2 separate regions of the Homo sapiens genome follow, and region 2 is linked to region 1. A link is an interaction called in ENCODE POLR2A ChIA-PET data of the cell type or tissue named here. Cell type or tissue: OCI-LY7. All regions are shown on one strand. Each heading gives the region's core, and the rest is flanking DNA. Links, peaks and the distances in the headings are about the cores only.

Region 1 (4,376 bases), core at 123-4,122:
GCTCACTGCAACCTCCGCCTCCCAGGTTCAAGCGATTCTCTCCTGCCTCAGCCTCCCGAGTAGCTGAGATTACAGGTGCCCGCCACCACGCCTGGCTAATGTTTGTATTTTTAGTAGAGATGGGGTTTCACCATGTTGGCCAGGCTGGTCTCAAACTCCTGACCTCAGGTGATCTGCCCATCTCAGCCTCCCAAAGTGCTAAGATTACAGGCATGAGCCACTGCACCCAACCAAGTTTACGGATTTGTGTTAGGCCACATTCAAAGCTGTCCTGGGCCACACGCAGCCTGTGGGCCACAGGTTGGACAAATGTGCCCTAAACCATTAATGCATGCGCCTTTAACCAAGGCGAAGATCCCGTCACCATGGAAAACACAGACCCTACTCCGAGTCTCACGTGTCTTGCTGGGATATGGCTACCTTCAGCTCCTAATAGGTCTGGGGAGAGTATAACTGGTGTAAGTACAAGCAGACTTAGGAAAAACGGTCCTCGCTGCCCCCGACTGAACAGCAAGGGTGAGATGGAACTTCTGCTGCATCAAATGAAAGGCCTCGAGGTTTGTTTCATGTAAAAGCTCAATTTCACTACAACCAAGGACAGTGAGAGAGATTCAGGAAACAGCACTTCTCCAGACATCACAGTCCCAAAACACAACTCATGAGATGTCCAAGAGTCACAGAGCTGGGCAGAACCTCAAGCCATAAACTCCTACTGCACCAGAAGCCTCAACCTTCTCTCCCTCTTCAAGGTGGAAATGCGGCATCCAGGGCTGAATCAGAAAAAACCTTGGAAATCACCTCATGAGTGATGCTCATCCTGAGCTCTGCAGAGCCCCAGGGCACTCTGGGCACCCCGCCAACAGCCACCTGCTGAAGAGGGAGTGGAATGTGGGAAGGTTCTGGGTCCCTGTGACAAGAATGGCTTTTATGCTTTGCACACTGAGCTTGGGGGAAAGGGTCAGCAGATTACAGAAACAGCTCCTTTGGCTGGGCACAGAGGCTCGTGCCTGTAATCCCAGCACTTTGGGAGGCCGAGGCTGGCGGATCACTTGAGGTCAGGAGTTTGAGACCAGCCCGGCCAACACGGTGAAACCCCATCTCTACTAAAAATACAAAAATTAGCCGGGTGTGGTGGTGCACACCTGTAATCCCAGCTACTGGGGAGGCTGAGGCAGGAGAATCGCTTGAACCCGGGAGGCAGAGGTTGCAGTGAGCCGAGATCACACCACTGCCCTCCAGCCTGGGCGACAGAGCGAGACTCCGTCTCAAAAACAAACAAAAAAAAGAAATAGCTGTTTTAATAATCTAGTCCAACCCCCTTGTATTTAATTGATGGGGAAACTGAGGCCTGGAGACCAGAATAGCTTGATCATGGTCACAGCACAGACACACAATGCATAGGGCAGGGCCCTGAGGTCCTCTGTCTCTATCCTGAAAAGCCCCCAGCCCCACGTTCTCGGTCCCCTCCACCTGGGGGGAGTGGGCACACAGACCTGGAGACAGAAGAGACTCAGCCCCAATCTACAGAAACCAACAGTGCCCTCCCTCCGTTTCTAAAGGGAACACAGAAGCACGGGGGCGGAAGAGGAAGAAAACCCAAGACTTTCCACACCAGCAAAGACATCGAATTTCCTCTTCAGCACGAAAAACGTCACGGGCACCTGAGCGCCCCGTTTCCAGCTTAAAAAGCCCCGACTCCACAGCAGGTGGGTTCACCATTCACCAAGCCACTCAGGAGCTCCGGGGCTCAGGGGAAGCACAGCCCTCACGGGCACACTCTGATCACTCTCTTCAAACTAATATGAGTAGCCTGGAGGCCACTTTCCCAAGAAATAGGAACTAGGCAGCAAGCTCCCACATTCACAACTATGTCCACTTTTTTTTGTTTTTGAGACAGGGTCTCGCTCTGTCGCCCAGGCTGGTGTGCAGTGGCACCATCATGGCTCACTGAAGCCTCTACCTCTTGGGTTCAGGTGATCCTCCCACCTCAGCCTCGTGAGTAGCTGGGACTACAGACACGCACCACCACCCCTGGCTAATTTTTTTTTATTTTTGATAGAGATGAGATCTTGCTCTGTTGCCCAGGGTGGTCCTGAACTCCTGGGCTCAAGCAGTCCTCCTGCCTCAGCCTCCCAAAGCGCTGGGATGATAGGTGTGAGCCGCTGTGCCCAGCCATGTAACACTTTTTCTTAACATAAAAGCACCCAGATGAGCTTTCCAGTGTGATAGTAAACACCGTATCTTCAAACTGATCCCAAATGACTCCAAGATCTTGGCGAATTTCTGAAATCAGCTTCTGCCCATGCAGCAGGAGCACTGCCTGAGGTTGTGTGTGGAGCGGGAGGTGGGAGCCGCTCAGGTGCTGGGGCTTTATTATTCTGATGAGTTAAGTCTCCAGTGCCAAATCCTAGTGGACTCAGACAGCAAAGTGGGAACTATCTGGTCCACCCAGGAGTATGCCTGGAAGCCCAAGATCATCTTTTCAAAGACAGAGTCTGTCTTCCAACCTCAGCAAAATCAACACTCAAGACTACAGCCTAATCTGTTTTGTCGCTGGCAACCCCCTCTCGAAAGCGTAAACGCTCCCAGGGAGCCACCAGGAACAGATGTGGATGGGCAGCTCCCACCCAGGGCACAGCTGTCATTCACTCGGCTCAGAACTGGGAAGCCGGCCGGGCACAGTGGCTCACGCCTGTAATCCCAGCACTTTGGGAGGCCGAGGCGGGCAGGTCACCTAAGGTCAGGAGTTCAAGACCAGCCTGACGAACATGGTGAAACCTCATCTCTACTAAAAATACAAAAAATTAGCCAGGCATGGTGGTGGACACCTGTAATCCCAGCTACTCAGGAGGCTAAGGCAGGAGAATCACTTGAACCCAGGAGGCAGAGGTTGCAGCGAGCCGAGATTGCGCCTTTGCGCTCCAGCCTGGCAACAGAGGGAGACTCCTTCTCAAAACAACAAAACAAAAACGAACTGTGACGCCCATCTAAGCAGGAGGCACTCCCCATGCAAAGGCATAGCGTGTTCTCTGGAACAGGCGCCTGGGAGAACCGATCCACTCACCTGTTGTGCAGCCTTGTCGGCGAGCAGCGCGAATTCCACAGACAGGCCTTTCAGAGCCTGCTTCAGGGACCCCCACGTGCTGCTATTCAGAGCGGCCCAGGAGGGCAGCGGGGTCGTGTCAGACCCTATTGCACTGAGGGAGCAAGCACACAGGAGAGGAGACACTCAAGGCCTGGAGCTCACCTGGCAGTCGAGTCTGGCATCCCCCCCGACAGATGTCCTCCACGGCAACCTGCGTGACCCCGTCCTAGGACCCTGCTGCTCAAAGAGTGGCCTGTGGGGACCCTGGGAGCCCGGGAGAAAGGGTGGCCCTGGGGCTGCACCTCAGGACCTGCTGCGTCTCTTCTTCCCAACCAGCCCCCAGGTGACATGTGTGCACAGGTGACGGGCACTGCTGGGGCAAGCAGAGTCCCGGGTGGGGTCTCCCCTCCCCTCAGGCAAAGGAAGCGCTGCCAGCCCATGGTCTGTTCTTCCCCAAGTCAAAGGGATCTTTTTTTTTTTTGAGACGGAGTCTCGCTGTATCACCCAGGCTGGAGTGCAGTGGCGCGATCTCGGCTCACTGCAACCTCCGCCTCCTAGGTTCAAGCAATTCTCTGCCTCAGCCTCCCGAGTAGCTGAGATGACAGGCACCCGCCACCACGCCCAGAGAACTTTTTTTTGTATTTTTAGTAGAGACGGGTTTCACCATCTTGGCCAGGCTGATCTTGAACTCCTGACCTCGTGATCCACCCACCTCGGCCTCCCAAAGTGCTGGGATTACAGGTGTGAGCCACCACGCCTGGCCTGGGATCTTTTTTTAAAGTCTCATCCTGACAGTGAAAAAACTACCAGACTAGAAACTGGTGAGCATTTACTCGTGCTCAGAAATCCGTGTTTCAGGGCCGAAATTCTCCCGTGTTTCTTCCAAATATGACCCCCCATGTGCCTGAGCCACTTTCTGCCCCTTCTGAGATGAAACAGGTCAGGATGCTGGTTATTACGGTAAACGCACTTTCCGCCCAAGCCCTTCACCAGCATGGATTCCCGTCCCACCGCGCGTGCCCCTGCAGAAGCTGAAAGGTCACCTACCTTAGCTCCTTCCCGAATATGAGAAGATCTGCCGCATTGTCGATGGCCCGCGATGCGATCCGCTCGGCCCTGTCGCGAAGCTTGTGAAAGCTATTGTAGATGTTCCGGATCAGCTCCCGGCTGATGGCAAACTGAGCCTGGATGTCAGCTGGGAGGAAGTCCTGACATCATGATGGGGGGAGAGACACTGTGTTAGTCGCTGGGGAGCACCTGTCAGACGGCAGCAGCCGGTCCCCCAGAAGCT
Region 2 (4,376 bases), core at 208-4,207, 150 kb before region 1:
CATGTCCGCTGATCACTATTCAGGCCCCACCTCATTATCATAGCAGGCTTAATTGGCATTTCATCCCCACATTGTGTCTCACAAACGAACAAGGTGTAATTATGGTAAAAAGAGCGCTCCGACGGTTTTGGTTTAATTCATGTCATTCATCCGCGTCAGAATCAGCACAGATGTTCTACTGGAGGACAGAGAGGAAGATGAGTGGCTTTCAAATTATACTTTTTTAGTTTAAAACTTTATTTAAAATAAAAAGTTATTTAAGTAAAATTTACAACACAGTGTTTTTCTCCCTTTGTTTTACTTGCTATAGGGCATTAACTTTCAAAGGCTGGTTCTGCTTAATTTGATTTTTCATTTTCAAATGAACATCTGTGTTTAGGTCTAAAAAGCTCTTTGTTTAAACATACAGAGCCCCAGAAAGGGTCTGAACAAAGCCTTCCTCTGTAAACACTTGATTACCAGGAAGGCTTTTCACAGGGAGCCAGGGGTTGGCAGAGGGGGTTTCACTCTGGCTTTCTCTCTAAGGTCAGTAGAAACTTTCATCTCCTTTCAGAATGGGAGAAACAAAGGCAGCAGCCCTGGGGAAACGGCTCAGCCTCGAGCTCCTTCTGAGCTAGGGACGCGGCAGGAGCGGCTGTCAGAAATGGGCCCAGGTGGCCTCCAGGAGCCGGCCCGATCCACGATCAGTTCCATCCCTTCTTCACTGGCACATCTCTGAGGCAGCTCCTGGGGAAGTGCAGGGCCCCCGCGAGGGCTCGCAGGAAGAGCACGGGACAGACCAAACAGGCGCTACCAAGTATGGGTTCCAGACCCCCACCCGGCCATTCCAGACGCCTCCCTGTGCTGCGCACACAGCCTCCCCGCACCCGCTCTGCAGCTCAGAGCTGCTCACCCTCAGCTCTGGGTCCTCCGCACCCACTTCGGATTCCCATCAGAGGACAGGCCCTGCCTGTGGGCCCATCACCATCCCATCTCCCACCTAGACGGAAAACCCGAGCTCTGCTCCTCCTGAAATGAGGCCAGCCCTCTGGTGTCAATTACATGCAACTTCCCCGGGCCTCGGCTTCTTCTTCAGGCCACATGGATAGTCCCTGCCTTAAGCAGCCCATGAGAGCACTGGAGGCGCACACACAATCAGGTGACGAGAAGCGGCTGCAGCAGCCGCAGGGAACACGGCAACACAGGAGCCGAACCCGGCACAGCGGGAGCCCCACGCCCGCCAACCCCAGGAGGACACTCAAGAGTGGGGCCCCAAGGACTCTGTCATTTCAACTCACTTCCTATGTTTGTAAACGTCAGAACTCATAGCAGGGAGGTGTGCGGCCTCAGGATCCCAGCAACAGCCCCCAACAGCCTCGAGATGCTCTGGCGTGTCAGCTTTAGGGACTACATCAGAAGACTTCCCCACAATCCAAGATTGTCAAGAGCTGGTTAACGTAGGAAGTTTAGCAAGAGCTCACTGCGGCTGCGTGGGTCTAAATAGTTTTAAACACTTCTGTGTTTTTATAGCATTATATTTAGAAACCTCTAAATAAAACTCATGGCGAGTGTTGCAATAATATACATTTTTTAAACTAATTGAATGTTGCCATTACAAGTGCTATTTTGGACAATCTGCTAAATATGTAATTTAGGAATTAAGATTCATATCTTACAGGATACGCTAATTATTCCTTTGAATCCGTTTGGGTACTTTCTGAACACACACAAGAAGTCTGAGAGTTGGCGACAATATCCACCCTTCTCCACAGCGCAGAGGTCAGGCCACTAGTAAGGGCACAAGCGTGGGCTCAGCACAGTTGTGAGAGTGCAGACCCAGCTGCGCAGGCCGGAGGTGGCCATGAGGCCCACGCCTTTCCAGTCCAGGAGGCTCCGGCTCAAAGCAGCGGGAAGTTCAGTTTATTAAACCACAGCCGATTTTCCTAAGGCTCCCCTCCACTGATCTCACACACGTTATCAAAATGACACAGATGTCCAGATGGCAGCACCTCGAAGATTCTTGAAGCCTCCTCCTGTGACTTCAATGACACAGATGTCCAGATGGCAGCACCGCAAAGATTCTTGAAGCCTCCTTCTGTGGCTGGACTGTGCGCTCACAGCCGTGCCGCCATGCCCCACGCCTCGGTACACAGCAGGCACAACCAAGCGAGCAGCTGCCCGGCTGCTCCTGTTCCCTTGGCGCCTCGAGGTCCCGGCTCAGAAGCCACGCCCAAAGCGGAAATCAGACCCCGCAGGGCTGTGACTCGCACAGACACCTCCTCTCCTGTGAAGCATCTACTTCTATTAATACAGCCTGAGACAGAGTTCACTTCTTCTGAAGTCACAACCCAACAGTGATTCGCTCTGACTCACACTGGCAGTGGAGAAAACTCTGGAGTGACTCAGACGTGCGGCAGATGAAGGCCTCCTTCCCATCCTCAACACAGCCAAGTCATTTTGGGTCTCAAGTGTCTCCCTTTTGTCCCAAATCAAATTTTTCTTGCTGAAGAGCCATCATTTCAGACTATTAAGATGCTTTCAGATCTGTGACGGGCTTCACCAATTAATAAAAGCTACTTCTATACCGATACTCACCGCCTGCCCCCAGTGCGGTCCGAGCAGGGAATTCCATGGTGCACGCCCATAAGAAGCGCTTTCTGCATCTCACAGGACAACAGCCGTCTGCGCTCAGACCCCACCATCTCCCTCAAACACAGTTTCCCAGCAGAGCCGAGGAGATGACGGCGCGGGCAAACCCTTCCTGTCCAAACAAAGCTCACTACATCCCTGGCTTGCTCTGCTCTCACCCCATCCCTCCCTCGAGTCCTGTACACAAGTGAGGGGAGGAAGAACGGATCAGGAAGCAGCAGGGTACAAAGAGCAGAAGAGAGCTTCGGTCTCAAGTCCACAGGGCACGCTGCGGCCAAGTCCTCCGACGAAAAGTAAATTAAAGACAAGAGGAACAAAGAAGAAACAGGGAGAGAGGAGGAGCACACACACCGAGCGTCCACTGTGCCCGCCCCTCGCTCCCCCCACACCATGCGGTCTGTGTGATCGTCCCACAGATGAAGACTAGAGGGGCTCGGGAAGCCAGGCCTCAGAGCCCGCAGGCGCCTCCATGCACCCCTCCACCTCTGCACGCTGGCTGCCCAGCCCCCAGTCCCAGGCGTGGAAGCCTCCCAGGCGGCAAGGAGCTTTCGAGACCGTGGCTGCTCAGCCCTTGCTCTCTGCTCTAGTCAAGGAGCGTGCCTCGGAATGAATGAGGTACAGTCTTTCCCTAAAGTCACCGGAGAACAGAGATCAATGAAAAAGGAGGAAGGGAGGAAAGACAAAAGACTTGAGAGGAAGCAAAACGAAACCAGCTTAGATTTGATCCCGATACGTGGGAAATCAGGTGGGGAAAAGGGGCTACAACTCCATGATGACCACAAGTCCAGAGGGCTGTGCAAGCCAACACGGCTGGGGGCTGCAGAAAGCACCACAGCAACTGTCTGACGCCAGGTTGGGGCCAGCAGCCGCACGCTGGAAAACGCAACACACAGCCCACACAGCCCTGTGGGGGCAGCTAAGCCCAAAACCCTGGCGTGGCCCAGCAGGAGCAGGCCTGTGCGGAGTGGACCTGCACACACAGCAAACGCACACACCGCGAACGCACACACCGGATGCTTCCCGCTGTGGAGACCCACAAGGCAATGTCTTCTGAAGTTAAAAGGATGCCAGGATCCAGCAGTCCCACTCCTAAGTATGTGCTCAAGGAAAAGTAAGAGTTTAGATCATACAAAGCCAACATTTCCAGCAGCTTTACTCCATTTCACCAAACCCAGAAACAATACAGATGTCCTTCAACCAGTGAACGAATAAACAAGTCCCAGAGCAGCCGTGCCTGGAGCATCACTCAGCAACGAAAAGCAGCGCTGCGATTCACACAGCCACGCGGTGAGTCCCAAATGCACCTCCATGAGCCAAAGATGCCATATTTGTATGACGTTCTGGAAAAGGCAAAATCACCAGACAGAAAGCATGCTGGGGTGGCCAGGGAGGGGAGTCTGGGGTGGTGGGGCCGCAAGTCAGCCCCAGGCATGTGAAAATGCGCAGCTGCACAGCAGAAGGGCAAATGAGGCTGTATAGACAGTTTTTTTTAATCAACCAGAATGAAAAAGACTCAAAATGAAACACCAGCTCTAAGCGGTAAACCTAAGGGAACCACAAACAAAGAACACAACACCAGGCAGTGGGAAACACAACGGCACCCACGGTGCTGAGAAAACGCCACTTCCACTGGGAACGGTAGGCCAAGGACAGAACGGCCTGTCCACAGACACTGCACCCTCGCAAGTCAACCTCTCCTCACAGAGCCATGGATTAGCAATTCCAGAAAGACCCTGTGCGCACGTGAG

The links. ChIA-PET counts read pairs that join two places held together with the same protein. Peaks named below come from ENCODE experiments on the same cell type or tissue, not always from the same donor. Only the 100,000 strongest peaks of a DNase experiment are listed, where the experiment ranks them.
Region 2: POLR2A ChIA-PET joins it to region 1 with 5 read pairs; 1 of 35 experiments calls an interaction of 5 or more read pairs at or near these places.

The regions. Positions count from the first base shown.
Region 1 is chr7:2,260,166-2,264,541 of GRCh38, forward strand. SNX8 (sorting nexin 8) reads right to left here. Exons shown (of 11, transcript NM_013321.4): 6 at 4,133-4,293; 7 at 3,065-3,197. Among named protein-coding and RNA genes, the nearest start is that of MIR6836, 4.8 kb to the left of the region's middle. In OCI-LY7, for the core only: no CTCF peak of the experiment used is centred there; a DNase peak (open chromatin) is centred at 1,626; H3K27ac peaks cover 841 bases.
Region 2 is chr7:2,108,189-2,112,564 of GRCh38, forward strand. The region is part of intron 11 of MAD1L1 (mitotic arrest deficient 1 like 1); the gene reads right to left. It overlaps LOC105375127 (a long non-coding RNA gene), which reads left to right and starts at 2,392. Exons shown (of 2, transcript XR_001745063.2): 1 at 2,392-4,376. RefSeq lists enhancers at 1,329-2,233, 1,751-2,950, 1,946-2,115. In OCI-LY7, for the core only: a CTCF peak has its summit at 1,036 (motif pointing left); DNase peaks (open chromatin) are centred at 1,053 and 2,193; H3K4me3 peaks cover 2,318 bases; H3K27ac peaks cover 2,668 bases.